Regions from separate parts of the Homo sapiens genome. Here all the other regions are linked to region 3. A link is an interaction called in ENCODE POLR2A ChIA-PET data of the cell type or tissue named here. Cell type or tissue: Panc1. All regions are shown on one strand. Links, peaks and the distances in the headings refer to the core of each region. The heading gives the core; the rest is flanking DNA. Region 1 has its middle 33 kb from the start of MMP7. Region 2 overlaps YAP1 (Yes1 associated transcriptional regulator). Region 3 overlaps LOC124902740 (a long non-coding RNA gene).

Region 1 (8,241 bases), core at 1,594-5,593, 88 kb before region 3:
ACTTTGGGGGACTGTCAGGAAGGCATGATTAGTTTTGAAATGTGAAAAGACATGAGATTTGGGAGGGTCCAGGGGCAGAATGATATGGTTAAGCCTTGTGTCCCCACCCAAATCTCATCTTGAATTATGTTCCCCAGGTGGGAGGAGCCTGGTGGGAGGTGATTGAATCATGGGGGTGACTTCCTCCATGCTGTTCTCATGACAATGAGTGAGTTATCAGGAGATCTGATGGTTTTATAAGTGTTTGGCACTTCCTCCTTCTTTTGCTCTTTCTCATTTTTTCCTGCCGTCTTGTGAAGAGTTGCCTGAATCCCCTTGATCTTCTGCCATGATTGTAAGTTTCCTGAGGCCTCCCCAACCATGAGGAACTGTGAGTCAATTAAACCTCTTTCCTTATGAATTACCCAGTCTCAGGTATTTCTTTATAGCAGTGTGAAAATGGACTAAAGCATATATTTTACCCAATATTGATAAATCAAATAAAAGCTTCAGCTATTTAAAAAAATTACTAAATCAGTCAGATCTGCCAAAGATTTCACGTTACTATGTAAACTTAAAGTCTTATCATTTTTTTGAGCTAACAGTCTTTGTAAAAAGAATTTTTTAAAAAATCAAGTACATTTAACATATTAAAAATTCAATTTTCTTATTTTCTGTGAATTGGGGAAATATTTGAATTATATAAGGGCTTACTTATCTCTATAAAAATAAGATGAGAGCTTCTTTAAAAGACATTATAATCTAATTTATAAATACTTTCTAGTATTAATACTTTCTGAAAGCTGAAAAACTTTTCCAACTCTTACAATTAAAGGGCAGTATCTTTCCCAATGACAAATACTAATACATATAGACACATTGATATGTAGAGAGCTTGTGGCTTCAGTCTTTCAATTGTGCCATGAGTCAAGAATAAACACAGAAATACAAACACTAACTAGGCTCGATATAAAAAATCTAGTCTTCTTCCCAGTGGGCACAACGTTCTGAATTGATTTGAGTTCACAAATAGATGAACATAAAGAAAAACAAACAAAAACTTACCAGATTCTCTGTTGTTTTTTACCCAACAAAAAAATCTTCTCCATCATGTACGGCGATCACCAAATGGTTACATCATAAAAACCAAATTCCCAATCATTGCAACAACCAATTGAGAATAAGTTGTTGACTATAGGCAAACCAGAAACAAGAACTAAACACAAAATTACTAGAGAGAGAGGGATAAAACTAGATAAACAGAGAGTGAGTTAGCAAAGCCAAAGTTCTACTATTACTTGGAATTTACTCTGGCAATCAAGAAAAGATGTGCCGACGTTAAGCAACCATTGGTAAACTTCTCCAGCAACACAGTGTAAGGTGAGAAAACCTTCTTTTCTGTAACCATCCTAGGTTCACAGTTGAGACCTCTTAACAAAAGACAGATTCTCAAGACAAAAATATACAATTTATTTAATATAAGTTTCACATGACACAGAAGCTTTCATTAAAAAAATGAAGACCAGAAAAAAAATGGTAGAATCTGCATATTTTTATATTAAGTTTGATGACAAGTGAACTGTCATGGAGAAATATATTTGGACAAAATGTATGATCTAATAGTAATAAAATGGGGAAAACAGCAAATCTTTGCAATCTCCTGATGAGTTCTTCCTGCCTGCTGCACAGACAAAACTGATTCATGGAGACCATGGCACTGCAGTAAAGAAAGAGTTTAATTGACACGAGGCTGGCCCTGCCATGCAGGAAACAGAATTATAATATTACTCAAATCAATAGCCCCAAAGGCTCAGAGTTTAGGGTTTCTGTGGAGTTTGGTGGGCAGAGGGCTAGGGAATGGGTGCTGTTGATTGGCAGGGGATGAAATCATAAGGGTGTGGAAAACAGTCCTCAAGCCCTGAGTCCACATCTGAGTGGGGCCACAGGTTCAGTTGAGTCATGAGTCCATGTTGGGTCTGTCAGAAAGTGTCTCAAAAAAAAATAATCTTAGGTATTACAATCGTGATGTTATCTACAGGAGCAATTAAGGAAGTCACAAATCTTGTGACCTCTGGCCACATGACTCCTGAGCAGTAAAGGATTATAGAAAGATGCCTACATCTTAGCAGAGTTCAGCCCACCACCCCACATAATCCTATTCTTGGGGCCTTTCATTAGTCTTACAAAGATGGTCTTTGGTCCCTAAACAAGGAGGGGATTTGTTTACTGAGGGATTATTCTCATCCTTGCTTGCAAGTTACATTATAAACAGGTTGGGTGCAGTGGCTCACGCCTGTAATCCCAGCACTTTGGGAGGCCAAGGCAGGCAGATTACCTGAGGTCAGGAGTTCAAGATCAGCCTGGCCAACAAGGTGAAACCCCATCTTTACTAAAAATACAAAATTTGCCAGGTGAGGTGGCGGGCGCCTATAGTCCCAGTTACTTGGGAGGCTGAGGCAGGAGAATGGTGTGAACCTGCGACGCAGAGCTTGCAGTGAGCCGAGATCGCACCACTGCACTCCAGCCTGGGCGACAGAGCGAGACTCCATCTCGAAAAAAAAATAAAAATTAGCCTGGCGTGGTGGCAGGCACCTGTAATCCCAGCTACTCAGGAGGCTGAGGCAGGAGAATTGCTTGAACACGGGAGGTGGAGGTTGCAGTGAACCAAGACCACCATTGCACTCCAGCCTGCGTGACAAGAGTGAAACTCCATCACAAAAAAATAAAAAATAAAAAAAATAAATTTCTCCCAAAGTTAAGTTGGCCTATGCCCAGGAATGACCAAGGACATCTTGGAGGTCAGAAACAAGATGGAGTCAAGTATGTCAGATTTCTCTTATTGTCATAATTTTGCAAAGGCAGTTTCATCTTGTTTGTACAGATTATTCTCAGTGTCATTTTATCTTCAAAGATAAGGACATTCCTTTCCTCCAGGTATTGGGAGGGCACCCGGCCTCTTTCTTCAGGGAAAGATCAGAAAATCCTTCCTAGGTTTCATGGTCTGCTTCAGGAGAGAAAGACTGGGAGGAAAGTGGAGTGAACTTCCTGCTTTTCAAATGTCTTCAGCTTAAAATATTTAATATGCCAAGGTGCTATATTTTGGAGTAATGTGTCCTGAACCCCATCAGAAGTTTACTTTGTCAGGAAAGCCCACTTGGGCTTTTCAGTGGAACCTTCAAAATTGCTAAACTATAATTTTTTACAAAGTAAAATCATGACTCTCAAACACATGTAAAATGAACCTGTGTCAAATAATTTGTTGATTTAATTAATTAATGAGGAAACAGAATTTGGAGAATGAGGAGAATTTGGAGATGTATACATGCAACTAGGAATGCTAAAATGGTTTTGCTAATAAATGCAAAACTGATTGATATCCCATAGGTCAGTAAACATTTTCAAGTTTTATCTCTATAATGTTTTATAAAACATAATAAAGTTTTATCTCTAAATGCAATATGCCTTTGCATTTCTGTGAACAAGAATCAATTGCGGCCGGGCACGGTGGCTCACACCTGTAATCCCAGCACTTTGGGAGGCCGAGGCGGGCAGATCACAAGATCAGGAGATCAAGACTATCCTGGCTAACACGGTGAAACCCCGTCTCTACTAAAAGTACAAACAAAATAGCCTGGCATGGTGGTGGGCGCCTGTAGTCCCAGCTACTCGGGAGGCTGTGGCAGGAGAATGGCGTGAACCCAGGAGTTGGAGCTTGCAGTGAGCCGAGATCGCGCCACTGCACTCCAGCCTCGGCGACAGAGTGAGACTCCGTCTCAAAAAAAATAATAATAATAATAAAAATAAGAATAAAAAAAAGAATGATTTGCATTACTGTGGACAGGAAAAACCTGCATTGTTATCAGTTTTCTACAACTTAGTTTCTATTTCTAGGGAGCTATAAAATAGCCTAGTCATCAGAGAAAGTCATAGGTGAGTCATCAGAGAAAGTCATAGAATCAGATACTCTCTGGAAGAGACTTACTTTCATGTATGTGTCAGGGCGATGAAAAACCAACACAGGTACCTTGTAAGCATTCCACTAGAGTTAGCCATTATTTGAAAGTAAGCTCTAATATTAGTTCCTAATATGCTGGGACTTGGGGTTTCAATTCTTTAATTTCCTTTTGAAGTAACTTCTACAATTAAAAACTATACATTGAAAGTTAAAATTGAACAGAAGAGAGTCCTCTAAGTCAAAGCACTGCTTTCTCTTCCCATTTTGAAAAACACTATTCTTCATAAAACTGGTTACTGGGTGAACCTACTGAGAGAGGGGACATCTGAGAGAAGGGACACTGCTTGGGTCAGGGCTTTTGAGGACAGGTGATATGGCTCAGAAGTTCATCTGAGCACCTAAAGGCAGTGCTTGGCATCTGGTAGTTGCTGTTCCTTCAGGTCTGGGAAAGTGCGGGTGGGTCCAGAGCCTCCAGGCAAGAACTAGAAGATATTCCTCTGTCTGTATTCACCCTGGAACCACCCTTCAAACCCACACCTGATAGGTAATCGGAGATGAGTACTGAGGCAGTACAATGCCAAAATAATGGGCTAAATAAAAAATTTTCATCAAGTACTTTTGGGTACAACCACAGTTTTATCAAAAACATAAGAAACTCTTGGCATTTGAGGTTTTGACAGTTGAGGTTTCAGCTTTTTGCAAGCACAAGATGTCCAAGGACATGAGTTTGCCATTTTGCTAAAGGGCAAATTTGGTGCACTTGCATCATGAGGATGGTATAGATGGGAGAAGTACATGAGCAGTAAATCCCTCTGGCCCGTGGGCATCCACATTATAGCATGGCTTACCCATATCCCTCACCAGTGTCAAGTTTCTGCTGTATTTTTAACTATCTTTCATATGCTCTACACTCTAGGGAACAGAAAAATACAAATACCATATAATTGGACAGGAGGTTGTTATTTAAAAAAAAAAAAAAGAATGCAAAGAAAGAAAGGGAAAAAAGACAAATTCCTTACCATCAAAGAACATTCATTTTCATTGGGAAGGCAAGATGAAATTAATAAAATGGTCAACACCAGAGATAACATAGCCAAGAGCTGAAGTAGTTCTATAAGAGAATTCCAGAAAAGTCAAGGGGCCCATGAGTGATTTTGGAGGAGTGAGGTTTTGAATTTCATCCTGAAGGAAGTACACAATTTGGGCAGATGGAAAAGGAAGAGTGGGCATTGCATAAATAAAAAGGGGAGTTGGAACAGGAAGATAGTACCAGGAAATGGAACTAGTTTAGAATGTGCATGGTGTAGAACAGGAAAAGGATAGCCTTTGGTGTCAGAATTAAAGTAAATAGAAAGTAAAATTTTTTCATAGGCGACAAGAAGAAAATAGCATTGAATAAATTCTACATTGTGCCAGCTTCTTTCATCTTATTATTTAATATAATCTTTTTTAAAAAATCCTTTATGAAGGAAAGATCAGCATCATACCCACTTTACAGATGAGTACACAAAGGAGACCCAAGGAGTTAGGGGTCGTGACCAGCTAAGATTTATATCCCAGTCCCCAATCCCTGTGACTCTCAACTCTTCTGACAACTCTTAGTGCTTTTTTTTTGAGACGGAGGCTCACTCTGTCTCCCAGGCTGGAGTGCAGTGGCGTGATCTCAGCTCACTGCAACCTCTGTCTCCCAGGCAAGCAATTCTCCTGCTCAGCCTCCTGAGTAGCTGGGACTACAGGTATGTGCCACCATGCCCAGCTAACTTTTTTGTATTTTTAATAGAGACGGGGCTTCACCATGTTGGTCAGGCTTGTCTCGAACTCCTGACTTCAAATGATCTGCCCACCTCGGCCTCCCAAAGTGCTGGGATTACAGGCGTGAGCCACTGCGCCTGGCTCTGCTTTTTCTAATTACACCTCATGGAGATGCCCCCAAAGAAGAGGTAAGTATTTGACTACGTTCTGGATGTTAAACTCCTGAGTGGCAGGAACTTATTGCCCAGCATTTAATTGATGCTAAATACTCATTAGATGGGTGAATCAAATTATAAATCAGCGGAGAATCCATTCTTAGAAGATAAATGGTATAAATACACAATAAAGGGGAAATCATCATAATTTTTAAGGGAATTATGAAGAGTTAGGACTCTTATATTGGGCTTACATTGGAAAGATCCTGAAAATCAAGCTGAAAAACTGGAATTTATTCCATAAAAAAAATGTAGGTTACAAAATGCAGTTTTTCACTGGAGCTATAAGATAAAGGTGGTGTTTAAAATAATATTTTAAATTAATTAGTTCTCCTCAAGGTAACTGAAAGGAACAATTACTTACATACCTTGTGTGAATATAGTGGACTTTCATATCTAGAGGAGGAGGAGGAGGACAAGGGAGAAGAATCACAAGGAGCAGGAAGAGGGGGAAAGGAAGGCAAAAAGAAGAATAAGAAGACAAAGAATAAAGTCAGGAAAGAGAAGATGAGCAGCAGGGGCAGTAACAGTAACAGGAGAAAGAGAAAGAGGAGTGGAAGAAAGTAAGAAGGAGGAGAAGAAACAGCAAGTGACAAACCACATCCTTCTCTTAGGAAAACATTGTAAGTTTATTCAACAGACATAAAATTACTCTGAGAAATTGCTTACAAAAGTTTACAAATGCTTTCAAGTTCTGTAGAAATCTCATTACAGACAGGTAGTAAACAGTTTGCAGGCAGGCCTTGGCCCATGGACCACATTTTCGGTAACCCTGGGCCATAGGACACAGCCATTCAAAATAATGTGCCTTCATTTCAAACTTGTCATCATATGAACAATATTATTCAGCAGGTTTCCAAACTGAGGATGCTGTGACTAAAAGTTATCATCTGTAAAGTGTGTTAATATTCTATACACTAGTTTTGTGAAATATTTTAAAATACCACAGAGAAGGAAAAGAAGGAAGGAGGAAAAAATAAAATTGGCGATCCATTTCATAACTGCACCAAAAATTATTTGAATAGGGCTTTTTCATAAAATATCACAACCAAGTGTCAAAATTCCACTGAGGAGGGAATAAAAGAACACTAGGTTAAATTTACCAGGTGAGAATTTAGTGAGGTGCAGCAGTCCCCCTTTATTCACAAGGGTTGCATTTCAAGACTCCCAGTAGGTGCTTGCAGTGGGGGGATAGTACCAAATCCTATATATACTATTTTTTTCCAATATATACATACCTAGGATAAAGTTTAATTTATAAATTAGACACAGTAAGTGATTAACAATAATTAATATTAAAATAGAACAATTATAGCAATTTACTGTAATAAAAGTTATTTGAATGTGGTCTCTTTCTCTCTGTCTCTCTCTTTCAAAATATCTTATGTTCATAAAAATAACCTACTGCGGTTGACCGTAACTGAAACTGCAGAAAGTGAAACCACAAATATGAGGGAGCTACTTTATAAATAAGAATGTTCTTTACAACGAAAACTGTCAAGTACTTCAATGTAATAGCTGTCATGCCAAGAAACCCTGCCTAGTAGCCTAGCATCATGAGACTTAACCTTGCCTATTAGGAAGTCAGCCAATTTCTGCCTAAGATTTAATTATTCTTCTAACAGAACCCAAACTTCTAACACAACCCAAACTCCAAAACATGACCACGTGGCTAATCTGCCTATGGTGTGCCAAGAACTTCAAGGCAGTAAAGCTTAGGAATTTAAGTACCAGAGAACACGAAACCACAGACTATTAAAAAATATAGTACAGACAGTCCCCAAGTTAAAATCGGGTGTGTTTCAAAACTTTCTTCATTGGCTCTTCAGAACTCAGAATACTTTTCCCATAATGATGATATTATAAACTAACAAAAGGCTAATACATGCATATGTAAGAGAACTACTGTGTACTAGGAATGAAAAAGTATAGAAAATTGCCAAAGTATAAACTTTTTAATGTTCAAAAATATATTTATGAGAATACATAGTGAGCACATTTCAAATATTTAAACTTAATGAGGGAACCATTAGGATGGTAAAGGCTGTTTAAAGAAGTATATGCAAGACTGGTGTATCGAATTAGTAAAAGAAAAGATGCTAAAATAAGATTGCTAAATTAGATACTGGGTAGATTAACAGCTCACCAAAGTGGTATAAAAATTATTTTAAACTGAGAACATCTTAATCTACAATCACCAAAAAATAAAAATAAAACATTATCTACACTTATGCAGGTACTCCCAAAAATACACCTGCCTTTGACACTACCCACACCCCTTCACCCAGGGAGTTTCCTGTTTCAGAAAATACTGACACTCAGCACCAGGAAGTATGAATT
Region 2 (8,241 bases), core at 2,466-6,465, 270 kb after region 3:
GTCTCTACTAAAAACACAAAAAATTAGCTGGGCGTAGTGGCAGGCACCTGTAATCACAGCCACTCAGGAGGCTGAGGCAGGAGAATTGCTTGAACCTGGGAGGTGGAGGTTGCAGTGAGCTGAGATTGCGCCACTGCACTCCAGCCTGGGTGACAGAGCAAGACTCCATCTCAAAAAAAAAAAGAAGAAAAGACATGACTCTTCTTTGTGATCTATTTCCTGACATCTACCTTAAGGTTATTTAGAAAATAATAGGATGAGAAAAATATACACATGCTTTCTTGATACAAATACCACCAGATTTCTTGATCTATTTCAAATATAACCCTATACTTGAATTTCATACATTTACTGATAACTTTCCACAATTATGCCAGGTAAATATTAAACACTGACAACTAAAGCATATATAACAAACCAATATTTTAATCTCCAGCATATGCAAAGAAGATTTTTAAAAACCTCTTTCAAGTTTTTTGCTCTGGTCTGGGCAAATCTGAGTAATTACCTCTAATCTTCGTATCTTAGAAGCTTTACTACTAATAAGCCTCACCTTTTCTAAAACTTTACTATTTTAAAAAATCTAAGAATTCCTGATAATTTTAATAACAGTAAAGATTTACTTTTCTATTCAAGTATGAAACAAAGATCAAGAAGAATTTGACTTATTTATCAGATTCAGGGTATAAGACCTTGGGAAAAAAGGAAACAATTTCAACATTTTTTTGGCATGGAGGACTTTTTACCTGAATCCAAATCTCCTTTGAGTTAATTTCTGCTCCTATATTAGTTTCTATTTCATTTATCATGAATAAAATTCTTCTTTCAGAAACACTTCAGGCCAGACGTGGTGGCTCACGCCTGTAATCCCAGCAATTTGGGAGGCTGAGGTGGGCGGATCACGAGGTCAGGAGATCGAGACCATCCTGGCTAACACTGTGAAACCCCGTCTCTACTAAAAAATTCAAAAAGAATTAGCTGGGCATGGTGGCGGGCGCCTGTAGTCCCAGCTACTTGGGAGGCTGAGGCAGGAGAATGGTGTGAACCCGGAAGGCGGAGCTTGCAGTGAGCCGAGATCACACCACTGCACTCCAGCCTCGGCAACAGAGCGAAACTCCATCTCAAAAACAAAAACAAAAAACAAAAACAAAAAGACAAAACAAAACAAACACTTCAGAGAAATGGCAAAGAAAAAAATGGCTTCACGTTATAAAGACCCAATGCTATCCTGCACTTCACAGTCAAATGGTATATTAGTGCCCCCTCATCATAAGAATGTCTATGCTCAACTTTGGTGAAGATGGCTTATTATTGAGTTATCCCTTGCTTGGTCTTTTGATTAATGGTGGCATTTATGAGATAGATAAAGAAGAATAGAGATTTTCCCTCTCACAAAATTAACTGGTTTCTATGAAGACTGTATCTGACTTTTATCATCATGGTGCTCCAACGGACAACTTAACAGTATCCAAAATGAGTAGAATTTTGCCAACTCCTACTTCTACAGCAGATTCTAAAACAATGTACTTATTTAGCATAGTGCAGAGTAAGTTACATAGAAGGTGAGGCATTATATGGTTGCTTCTGCCCCAAGAGAAGTAGAATGATCCTCTGGCTCCGAATTTCTTCTAATCTTGTGGACCTCAAACACCTAAAATCTTTTTGGTTTTAAGAACGAGATTCTTCCCACGAGTCAGACAAGTGCCTGTGTTAGAAGAAAAATTGGCCACAATCTTTCCTTCTAAATAAGATGCCTTCACAACCAGGGCTCCCTGGGGTTCATCAGAGAATGCTGATAAAAGCCAACAAGAAAACCTGAAACACTATCCAGGCAGATACTCTCCTGATAATTTTGATATTTTTCCTTTGGAATGTCCACTAGAAAGAATTTTTCTCTTCCTCATAGTATCATGACTCTAAAATTTCCTAAAGTAGCCTATCCAAGTAAATACTGCTTTTGTTACTGTTCAATTTATTAATTCCTTTAAATCATTACACATACTATTTTAAGCTATTCAAATAAAAATTAGGCATACCTAGCTGATAGGATGTACAACTGAGACACAATACATTTAAATATAGAATAAAAAAGACCTCCATGGAATCAAAATAAACAGAAACTCCCTAGGAGGAGCAGGGAGGGAGCAGACTGTGTAGACTTTCTTGGAAGGGCAATGTTAACCTGAGTATCTTGGTAGAAAGATGGCTCAAAGTTATTCTCTGGGCTAATGTCCAATAAGGACAGGACCCTGGAATGTAAGTTTCTCTTTCCTAATTTAATATCTTTTTTTTTTTTTTTCCAGTGCTAAAACATCAGATAAGAGCCTACCTGACATTTTGGAGAATTTGCTGTGCTGGGATTGATATTCCGCATTGCCTAAGAGTAAAAAATAAGACGGATAAAAATTACTTTAAGCCACATGGTCTGGCTGTGTAGGCTGACTTACAAATTGTATCCAGACATATCACCATAGCACAGAATTCCCAAGCTACCCAAGAAGAAGCAGACTGACGAAGACAGGAGCCAATGGAGTCACCACATAACAAAACTGGAACCTCAGAAGTTTTTAACAGCATTGAGGATAGGACAGCAAGACTTTAGGAGTCAGAACTAAAAAATAAAATTTGATATTGGTCACGTAGGTTCTTTGTTTCTGAGTATTAGATAAAGCAGATACAATATATTTGATGTTTCAGTGCTAAGATAAACTGTCAAGGGAAGAAGTTCACAGGAAGCCAAAAGACTTAAGATATACTGAATTTATTGTGATTACTTTAAAAAAATCTAAAAATAGTCTATTAGTATGAGAATAGAGCAGGTCTGTCAACTTCAACATAAGAAAAGACGACACAGTAGGCAGTAAAGATGAAACAAAGAAGTTACCTTTAAAGGAAGTGAAGCTATTCTGTCCAGGACCCATCACCCAGAGTAAGTTTGAGAATAAAGATTTAGGAAAATCTTTGGAAGGAAGAGTTTTACAAATAGCAGCATTTGCCCACCAAAAAACCCCAGGATGATCTATGGCATAAAACAAAATGGCGAATGGCCCCATTTCTAGACTTTACAAATTATCTTAAAAACAGTATGGTTTTGACATTAGTAATTAAAGAACTTTTTTTTTAGTTTCTTGATTTTGACAGTTTTTATTCATAGTGAAATTGAGACCTGTATTTACTTAGAACAACTACTACTCGGCAACAACAAAATGAAAAACAATGAAAATAGGTTACATAAAACATATTTTAAAACTGCTCTTTTTTTTTCTATTAGCCATGTAATTATATTTTTGATGGTTCTAAGGTGTTCTAACAATAGTAGACGAAAAATATTCTTCCTTTATGGTAATTTGTTAGAAAGTCAGAGGTACAATAATGCTTCCTTTCTCCATCCTTTTTTATGTCAGATAAAGAAACATTTCTTTCAAGATCACTTTATAGGGGCCAAAAGGAAAACTTCCCCTCTACCCTCTAAAGGTTCGCTGAAAATGAACTGATAATAGACAAATTAACAGGAGAAAATGGCAAACAAATTTATTTAAGGTGCATAAGCATGGGGGAAATTGCAAGACAATTATTACCCAATAACCAAGTGAGTTCCAGATACTATATAATACCCTTCTTCACAGGGGAAGGGGACATGAGGGAAATGACGCCATTTTGAAGGGCAGTAAATGATTTTTAGGAAGAATGAATGGGCCCAGTACACAGACAATGGTTAGTAAATAATTCTCTTTGGAAACTGAATGGGATCTGAGAACAGACAATAGTCTGGGCAAAGTTCCTCTGAGCTCTCTAGGTGTGATATTTAATTTTTAGTCTTTTCCTCTGTCATACAAGTTTCAGGCTTCTCTGGTTAATGAAATTTTGAGGAGGGGATCAAAGGCAATTGTATTCCTTTTGGTGGGTCTGGTTTCTAGGCAGATAAAGGAACTTCAAGGAACAGCCTCATCCTGTGCTTTGGCATAGAACTTGAGGCTGCTTCCTTAGTTTGTCAAAGAACCATATTTTGGAGTATCATTTTCTGAGCCCCAACAAGTTCCTGACATCGTATGTTGGCACATACTGTCTTACTCCTTCTATCAGGGTTTACCTTTGATGCCAATCACACTAGAATTGTATGGACAGATTACCGACAAAGCACAGTTTCAACGTGAGCCTGTCTCAGATGCCATGGCTTAATTTAACTCCTGAAGTACCAATTCCTCAAACCCCAAATCAGAGTTCAGGTAGTACTGAGTTCACATATTTTCACTGACACTCAAGAGATACTTTTAAAATACAGCCCTAAAAAAAACCCAAAAAACAAAAAACAGACCTTTAGGTGCCTCCTTCCTGGTAACAGAAATGTAGAGCTTTTTTTTTTTTTAAGAGACAGAGTCTCGCCATGTTGCCCAGGCTGGTTTCGAACTCCTGGGCTCAAGCAAACCTCCTGCCTCGGCCTCCCAAAGTGTTGGGATTAGAGGCATGAGCCACCATGCCTGGCCGAGTATGACGATTTTTAAATGTCTATACTTAGCATGCTGTGATTTAGCTAGGGAAAAAATGGCACAGATACATGTATTTTATGTATGTAAACAGAGTATCTCTGGAAAAATTAACAAAAAACAAAAAACCTAAGAAACTCATAGTTATTTAGGCCCCATAGGAGAGAACTAGAAAAACAGGGAAAAGATCTTATTTTGAGTGTACTTTCACCTCTGTACATCTATCACTAGTATACCATTTTTCTATTATCTATTCAAAAAAATTTTATATGGAAATTTAAAAATATCTACGCTACTTAACAAAAGACCTTATCTCCAATATCTGAACTTAGTAGATTTAACCACTCTGAAATAAGATAAAGTAAAAATTAATGTTGAGATTAATTATATATATTAGGAACATAAAAACCAACAGTACCTTCTGGAAGAAAGCTGATGGAATTGGTGATTAAAGGGCTTCAAAGCTCTCTACTATGTCCTACTTTCCCCAAAATAAAAAAACATCCATAAGCAGGTAATTTTAAAGCACACTGGCATCTTCTAAACTTGAAGATAACTTTTTGTTTTTGAGACAGAATCTCACTCTGTCACCCAGGCTTGAGTGCGGTGGCACAATCTTGGCTCACCGAACCTCTGCCTCCGAAGCTCAAGTGATTCTTGTGCCTCAGCCTCCTGAGAAGTTGAGATTACAGGTGTGTGCCACCACGCTTGGCTAATTTTTTTATTTTTAGTAGAGATGGGGTTTCGCTAAGTTGGCCAGGCTTGTCTTGAACTGGCCTCAAGTGATCTGCCCACCCTGGCCTCCCAAAGTGCTGGGATTACAGGCATGAGCCACCGCACCTGGCCAAAGGTAACATTTATTTTGTTTTCAATGAAAATTCTTAGATTCGGTAATACCGAAGTATATTTGTCATTTGAGAAATGTCATATTGGTGTATCCCGCCACGTAAGTTATTAATAAAGGATGTTTTCTCCTGAGTGATGTTCTAGAATTTCCCCTTTAGTGAAATCCTCAGAAAAACAGCAATCCACAATTCCATGTACATTAGAGAAAGCATCCTTGCTTCCTTCAATTTTTGCTCAATTGCAATGACCATGACCAAAACAGCTCTTCATGATACAGGTTTCCAAGTCACATCCCTTGTAACTTGATCAAAGGCCATTCACAGTCACAAAACTAAGACAAGGACAGGGCTGGATAGAATGCTTCTGTGTCACTCAGTTTTACAAAGACAACATTCCTCTGTAACTAATAAATGTTAAAATGAAATCTGCCCAACTTTAAGAAAACAAACCCCCAAAAGTGGAAGGCTGGTTTCTAACCTGTGGCCTCACCTGCCGAAGCAGTTCTTGCTGTTTCAGCCGCAGCCTCTCCTTCTCCATCTGCAGTTGCTGCAGTCGCATCTGTTGCTGCTGGTTGGAGTTGCTGCCACCCATGACGCCTCCCTGTGGGCTCTGGGGAGCCAGGGGTGGTGGCTGTTTCACTGGAGCACTCTGACTGATTCTCTGGTTCATGGCTGAAATGAAAAGAAAAAAAAAATCTGTCCTAAAAAACTAGTGAAGGAAGATAAAATGATGATTTAATTATTCAAAAGCAATTTGGGATATTCGATGTAACTTTTTTGGGCAGGAAGACTGGAAATAACCTAAAAATCCATCAATATCACAATGACTACATTAATTTATTATTACTGTTGTCACAAGATACAAGGAAGTCATAAGAGAAAAGAAACAAGACGTAGTTTTAACATGCAATAAGGAACAGTTTCTAAGGACTTACTAAATTAAAAGCAAGGTGCAGAAGAGAAAGTGTTTAAAAAAAACGGGGTGGGGGAAGGGAGCGGGGGTGAATATATTGCATATTCAGAGGATATAAAAATTGATGAATAGCTAAGAAGCAACTAACATCTTTTGGCTCCAGAGATGGGAAACTGGGTGACTAAAGGACAAAGGTGGAGAACCTTATTTATAACTTCTGAAGTGTGAATGATGCAAATTCATTACTTCTTATGAAATATATAAATTAAAAATTCATCCACAAAAATTAAGACAAAGCATTCCAAACAGCAAAGCCCATCAAAATAATCAGCCCTTAATATATCCACATACACATCCCAATAAAGCAAGTAGATTAAAATGATCTGATGCTTGCTCATATCAAATTGAGTCCACAAGTATCTGGATGACATGGATTTGTCTCATTTGACACCATGGTAACCCCCAGCACAAAGCCTAGGTAGTAAAAAAAAAAAAATTTTTTTTTGAAGCTGTAATACACCATTTGGTGGTTAGAAATGGACTGGGTTTTTATACTAGTGAATTTCTGTCACTGATACAACACTGATCAAACTGTGAATTAACCTCAGTGAGCAGAGGGAAGTTTTATGTGAAAATGTTAGTAAGAATAATAAACCTTTTCAGATACATATTCAACTTAAGTTGAAATTTTGGGTCACTGTTTCTACTAAATGTTTAGTACACATTGACTAAAGAAAACCCCAGGTCCCAATGGCTTTGCAGTCATTCAAGGAAGAAATAATACCAGTCTTACACAGCCTCTTCCAGAGCATAACAAGGAAAGAATACTTTCCAACACTTATAAGGCCAGCATAACCTTGATACCATACAAGGATATTAAAAGAAAGGAAAATTACAGGCCAATCTCTCATATAAACCTTGCTACAAAAATCCTAAATAACATACACTGACAGCTCTTATAACTTAATGGTCTCCCAGTCACACAGCAAACTCCTTGTGATTTTTAATGTGTCCCATTATAACAGACTGGCTGCTTGGTAAATGCCATTTCTTCTTGGAGACTACTTGAGCAAAACCTCACAAGGCTGGGCCCATCCTATACATTAAGAATTTTCTTCTCTCAAGGAATTGCCTGGGAACTTTTCCATATTGTCTACTGACATTTATTGCCTGATTCTAATTTTTTACTTACAAATTTATATGCTCCCTCAGACTGAGTGCCACAGGAGTATGGGTCATATCGTAGTCATCTATGTGTCCTCAATACCTAGCACAGCATCTGGCACAAAGTGTGCGCTGAAAAAATACTGAGCCATTTCTACATAAGTTGAGTAGTTACTCACTGAGGCAGAAACTATTTAAGACAACAGAAGTCCTACTTTTAATTTCTCTTTACATTAGCACACCTTTTTTTTTTTTTTTCCCCTTTTCTGTCTTACTATGTTGCCTAGGCTGGTCTCAAATGCCTGGCTTCAAACAATCCTACTGTCTGTCTCTCAAGCAGCTGAGACTGCAGGCGAGCATCATACCTGGCTCAAGACTGCCCAATTCTTCTATCAGGCTAGCACAGCACCGAGACAGAACCAAGGATATTAAAGAGAGGAATATTACAGACCAACCTCCCTCAGAATAATGCCTTAGTTCAATCCAATCTTCTCAGCTACCTGTTAATAAAAGATGACTGCATTATTAACTTATTTCTATTTTTTCTGTTCTTTTTCCCTCCAGCTTTTCTGTGTTTCATTTTCTAACTTTTGAATTGAACTTAATTCATTTACATCTTTTTTTGGAAGACTTAAGTCAATAAACTTACCCTTAAGTCCTGCTTTACCTGCATCCCACATGTTTTGAAATAGTATAATTCATGACTGTTCTATTCCAAAAAACGTGTAATTTCTATGGTGACTTACATTTAATTCATGAGCTATTTTGGAATATATTTTTATGTTTCCAAACATATATTTTACATTTTGAAGGTAATTTCCATAAACATAGAAAA
Region 3 (5,993 bases), core at 1,994-5,993:
CAGGGTGTATCAGAGAGGCAAAAAAATTGTTCCAAATATCTGCAGCAATCCCATTGTGTCATGGTGAGATGGGCGAAAAGGTCTGTCAAAATCAGGTTAGCTGAGAGCAGGGGATGTGGATGTTAATTTTAAGGCTCCGGAGGAGATTTATGGATCTGCAGGCCAAGAAAATGGGCTCAGAATTAATATCTGGGAGGAGGGTATAAAGGAGCTTAGCAAAGGCAACAAAATTAGGAATATATTGGTGGCAATAACTAGCTGCTCCTAGAAATTTACATAGATGTTTTTTTGGGAGGGGAATGCACAAAACTGACTCTAGGCATTTTGGGGCGAGCTTTTGAGTGCTCTGAGATATGACAACCTAGCAATTCAATCCTACATAAGTAACAGTTATTTGCACCCACTGAAGTTTAGGTTGGAAGGCTTTATGGCCTCTGTTGAGCTAGTGCCTTTAGGAAAATGAGGGAGTCTGGAAGAGTGGGTTGCTTAGTTCAGTAACAAACTAAAAGATCATATCGGAATAATGAACAAGAGTAGAGCCTTGGGTAAAGGACACAGAGTCTAAGCTGACTTTAAGGACTCGGGAAAACACTGAAAAGGACTCATGGTATCCCTGACCTATATGAGTTCATGTTCATTTTCTCCCTCTAAATGTGAATGTAAAGAGAAATTTTGAGTCAGGGCGCAATGGAATTGAACAGAAAATTGAGCAGATGTCAATCATTGTAAATCAGGCTGTATCAGCAGAAATTGAAGTAGAAATGTCAGCTGGATTAGGGACTAAGGGGTGGTGAAAAATCACAAAGGAGTTTATGGGCTCTTAGATCTTGTACAAATCAATAGATTTTATTCCTGTCTGAATCAAATGTTCCTTATTTCTTTACTGGCAAGATTAAGGTATTACAGAGTAAGGAAGGAAATAAAGACAAGAACACCCTCTGTAAAAGACAGTCTATTATAAGTTTGTTGACCTAAAAGGAAGAAGCTGAGGCAAAATTAAAGAGTTTTTCTGTGCCAAGGCTGAGGATTGCAGCCTGATTCCAGGTTGCCTTGGCAAGCCTTTGGGAGAACAAAGGAAAGGCTCAAGTTTTTAAAGAAAAAGGACGAATCAGGAGAGGGAGTGATTACAAAATACGTTCATCAAGAATTCTCACTGATTTACAGAAACACATTGGTTAGTGATTGTCTATACGTTGTTAAACTATAGGGTATATGACATCTTATGGCTGTATGGCATCAGTTAGTCTATAGCTCATATAGCACATATAGCTTCAAGAGGTAATTCTTTAGCTCAAGGGCGAATGAAACCTGACTGCTGTTATATTATAAATACCTCTCTGGGCCTGATAATTTAAAGGAGTTTGCATTCCTTAGATAAAAAGGGTTTTTTTTTTTTCTTTCTTTCTCAGGTTTAATTTCTTGCTCTGCATTTTGTGAGAGGGCATACTGAGCTACTATCAGGAAAGATTTATTCTTTTCCAGGCAATAACTACAGGCTCCACACACAGTAGCAATTCAATCTCATTGGCATGTGAGGCTGGGAGATGAGTTGAGACATCTTTAAAGGTTGCTTCCTCTTCAGAGGATTTAAAATCAAGATGAATTTCCATTAGGGAAAGGAGGAAGTCTAAGGCCAGGGAAATAAAAATGCTTCTCTCTTTACATTGTATAACACATCTCCACCTAACAGGTTTGTTGGTGAGGACTCAGAAACTAGAAAACCTTGACTGAAAACACTCCCACAGGGTTGACAAGCATTGCATATTGGTTTCTAGAGAAATACAATTATAATTCAGCATTAATCAGGCTGCACTTTGGCCCACTTCCTTGTTGCTGAAAGGCACATAGCACTAGAATCTGAGCATCTGCAGATGTAACCACATTGTTCCTCTGGATAGGATTGCTGACATTAGGGTTGTAAGACTGTTTAAGAGTTGATTTGCATCCCCATTATTCCTACAGACAGGATCTCTGACATAAGAATCATACGTTTTGTTTCATACCCTGAATTCCAGCATAGAGGAATGGGATCAGCATGAAAATACAGCTTCTTCAACTCCCATGTCATTAGTTTACCCTGTACCCTTCAACCAATCAACAATCTCCACACTTTGGCCTACTCCAAAATCCTTAAAAACCCTAACCCCAAAATCCTCAGGGAGGTGGATTTGAGGTTTCCTCTCATCTCCTCGTTTGGTGGCCCTACAATTAAACCTCTTTCTCTGCTGCCCCCAATATGTGTCTCCGCATATTGATTTGCTGTATACATTGGGCAATGAATCTATTAGAGTTACATGATGGGTGTTAAGAAGGCCTAAGGGTATTGCAGTGGCCTGATACATGGGCAATGAAATACGTTGCCCAGAAACTCCAATAGCTTGAATAGAAGCAGAGGTGACAGGGAGAGAGATCCTCTGAGCAGATGGTAGGGACAGTTGCACCAGTGGCAATTAAGTATTACAGTTCCCAGCTGGCCCTGTGGCCCATGTCTATAGTCTGAGGCTGAGACAGGAGGATTGCTTGAGCCCAGGAGTCCAGTCTGTGCAACATAGCTAGAGTTTGTCTCTTATAAAAAAAGAAAGAGAATTTCAGTTCCCAATCCTCTACTGTAAGTTTAATAGTGGGATCTAGGGGGTGACTGAAAATTAGCTGACCCCATCAATCGATGGGGTATTGTCCCACAGAAGAGAGAAAGCTGACCTTGTGAAGGTGCTGGGGTCTAGGGAGATTGTTATTTAAGCTTTCCTTTCTCATAAGTCTAGGACAGCTGTTTTTCCAATGCCCTTGTTTTTTACAATATCTGCAAACATCTGAAGACAAAGCTCTGTGGTTGGGGAGAAAGGTGAGTGGGTTTTGAGTTTTCCCTGGAGTTATGATTTTGTTTTTGTAAAGAATCAATTTTCAAAGCAAGTACTATTGACTTTAATCCGTTTTTCCTCTTATTTTCCTGCAAGTTATTTTTAAAGAATTGCATAGCTCCTTCTATAATAACATTCAGAGAATGACCTGTCCAGCCAATGACACTATTTTGGATTTGCCTCTTTGTATCAGGGTGATTTCTAACCAAGGCAGAATTTAAAAATTGTTCATGTCCTAGGGCTTCAGAATTTAATGCAGTGAACCTTTCAAAAGTTTGTATAAATCATTCCATATAGGCCTTAAGATGTTCCCCTTTCTTCTGAGTACATAATTCAACCCTAGACCACTTCACCTTAGAGGAAAAGGCCTCTAATATTGTCCCTATCAGGCCCCATAACTCAGCCATTTCCTGGTCAATTGTAGGAGGACCTGGGAGAAGTTCTGGCCACTTATTCCCTCTAGAGGTAAGACATTCATTTGGGGGCTTTCTGGAATGTCTGATAACCACAGTATAATCATGGGTGTAAAGAACACCCCTTAGTAGCCAGTGGAGGTTCCTATGAATGGGGTTATAAATGGCCACTAATCTTTCTAACTCCTCTCTAAATTTGATAGGCTCTTTCAAAAGTGGAGACAAAAGGGCTTTGTAATTTAGAAGATCTGTTTCTGTCCAAGGGACATGAATTCTTTGCAGTAGGGATCCAGGATATATTCACAGGAGGCATTGTATAGGAAGGTCTGTGGCTGAGGAGTCTGATTACAGAACACCAGGAAGTAGGAGGAGTTGTAAGGTACAGCAAAGCAAGACTAGCTGCACGTACCAGGGCCTGTGCCAGGTTTATTTTCTGGCTGTCAGCATTGACACAAGTGACCTGTATACTCTGAGCCTAGAGATCAGGCTGGAGTGCTCTCTGAAAATTTTGCAAGGAAAGGAAAGATAAAGCAGGCAGTTGATGTTTAAAGGATTTTCTAGGGAAGCTGGAGTTTTAGAACTTACATAAAAATTTGTGGAGGAGGTGGGACTGGATTTGGAGGAGAGTTTAAGCCAGTGGCCCAGAGATCAAAAGATCTTCTGGAGGATCAGGGACTGGAAGTTGGAGATAAAGGGGTATATAGGAACTGAAATTGTCTCCTTGCAAGTTTCACCCATTGTTCTTGGAATACATGTTTGCCTTCTTCACATGAGAGATTCCATATTTTTCAGAGAAAAAGATCTCATACTTCTCCCACCCTGAACCACTTTTCCAAGCTCCGTTCCTCCAATTCTTACTAACATGTTCCTAGACCTTTCACCATCTCCTTACATGCCCTGTTCTCAACATCCTTCTGATATTGAACAAAATATTCAAGAAGAGCTGTGAAACAGATGAGTACAACATAATTGAAACTGATAGCCTTAGGCCTATTCTAACAGTGTAAACATTTCAGAGCTCAGGGAATCCCTAAAGATGATCTAGTCTAAGCCCTTTACTTCACAAATGAAGAAACTGAAGTTAATTACTCATCAGAGCAAGGCACAAGACAGGCTCCTGGTCCAGTAGATAGTCAGGAGTGGACCCAAGCCTGGAATTTCAAGTTAATTATCTTATTCTATTTGAATTCTTATTCTGATGCAACACGGAAAACCCCCTGTTAGATCTGCAAGATCTAGCTCCCTGCCAAAGACTATTTATTCTCTCTAAAGAGATGATGAAATTATTTTAGAAAGAGGGCCAAATGTCCTATTTGAGAGGAATAATTTATAGTCATTTTATCTGTTTCTCATGAATTATCAGCTTCTTGGTAGCCTTTTAAAGAAAGGGTTAATAAAATAGTTTACAACTTGTTAAAAGAGCTATAGAAAATTATATTAAGTTCTTATATAAACTCTTTGTATGATACTTAAATTTTTTAGGTCAAACATAAACTGAATCTCAGTAAAAATTATAAGACAGAGGCAATTCAGCTTAAACCATAAGTGGTCCATGTCATACATCTTTTATCTCCTATAGAGAGAAAAATAAACTTAAGACTAATTTTTTAGAACAAGAAAGGATAACCCATTTGCATCCCTATTTATCACTTCCTTTCACTGTGTTCACTTTTTTCAGGAAAAAGTAAACCAAATCAAGTAGAAAATGTCAAATTTTTAGTGAAGACATTTAAACACTTCAAAAGGGTGAGCAGTTACATTCCTTTTAAAGAATTCTATCTTAATATTGATGAGAGAATAGTTAAAAAAGGATCATAAGGCCTCCTTTGCATGTAATATGTATAACGTATAGTGAGACAATTTGTAAATAATCTAGTGAAAAACTGGTTTTACTAATCTGTTTCCCTAAAATAAATCTGCCTATTTGTAATTGAGAACTTCCTGGAAAATGAACAATAAACACATAAAAGTTTTACTTTTATGTGCATTACAAACTTCGGCTGTCAACAATTTGCACAAATTATTTTGGGAAGAATCTTCTTATATACTCTTCCCTCTGAAAGACTGGTAATTTAAAATAGGAAAATGCACAATCATACAGTGTTAGAATTGCATTAGAGAGTCACATAGAGACCACTCTAGATTTTTTTTTTTTTTTTTGAGATGGAGTCTCACTCTTGTGGCCCAGGCTGGAGTGCAGTGGTGCAATCTCGGCTCACTGCAACCTCCGCCTCCTGGGTTCAAGCAATTCTCCTGCCTCAGCCTCCCGAGTAGCTGGGATTACAGGCATGCGCCACCATGCCCGGCTAATTTTTGTGGTTTTAGTAGGGATAGGGTTTCACCATGTTGGCCAGGCTGGTCTCGAACTCCTGACCTCAGATGATCCACCCGCTTCGGCCTCCCAGTGTGTTAGGATTACAGGCATGAGCCACTGCAGCTGGCCCACTCTAGATTTTTATCTTGAGAATTGCAGATAACCCTATTGGGTCAGTTTTCTTACACTGTAATCATCCTCACTTTTGATACTTCCATCTACTTCAGTGGTTTTCAAAGTGTGGTCTGGTAGCATAGACAACACCTGAGGACTGGTTAGAAATGCAAATTTTCAAGTCTCACATTAGACCTACTGAATCAGAAACTCTGGCGGAGGGGGCAGCCCCCATATTTTCATAGGTCTGCCAGGAGATTCTGATGCATGTCAAAGTTTGAGGATCAATGCTAG

Evidence for each region. ChIA-PET counts read pairs that join two places held together with the same protein. Peaks named below come from ENCODE experiments on the same cell type or tissue, not always from the same donor. Only the 100,000 strongest peaks of a DNase experiment are listed, where the experiment ranks them.
Region 1: POLR2A ChIA-PET joins it to region 3 with 5 read pairs; 4 of 35 experiments call an interaction of 5 or more read pairs at or near these places.
Region 2: POLR2A ChIA-PET joins it to region 3 with 5 read pairs; 2 of 35 experiments call an interaction of 5 or more read pairs at or near these places.

The regions. Positions count from the first base shown.
Region 1 is chr11:102,560,009-102,568,249 of GRCh38, reverse strand. No RefSeq gene overlaps it. Among named protein-coding and RNA genes, the nearest start is that of MMP7, 33 kb to the right of the region's middle. In Panc1, for the core only: no CTCF peak of the experiment used is centred there; a DNase peak (open chromatin) is centred at 3,919; H3K27ac peaks cover 2,162 bases.
Region 2 is chr11:102,203,653-102,211,893 of GRCh38, reverse strand. YAP1 (Yes1 associated transcriptional regulator) reads right to left here. Exons shown (of 9, transcript NM_001130145.3): 5 at 5,820-6,001; 6 at 2,330-2,377. Among named protein-coding and RNA genes, the nearest start is that of YAP1-DT, 97 kb to the right of the region's middle. In Panc1, for the core only: no CTCF peak of the experiment used is centred there; no DNase peak of the experiment used is centred there.
Region 3 is chr11:102,474,680-102,480,672 of GRCh38, reverse strand. All of the region lies in intron 1 of LOC124902740 (a long non-coding RNA gene), which reads right to left. The region is part of intron 1 of LOC102723838 (a long non-coding RNA gene); the gene reads right to left. Among named protein-coding and RNA genes, the nearest start is that of TMEM123-DT, 25 kb to the right of the region's middle. RefSeq lists a silencer at 3,723-3,772. In Panc1, for the core only: no CTCF peak of the experiment used is centred there; no DNase peak of the experiment used is centred there; H3K27ac peaks cover 2,020 bases.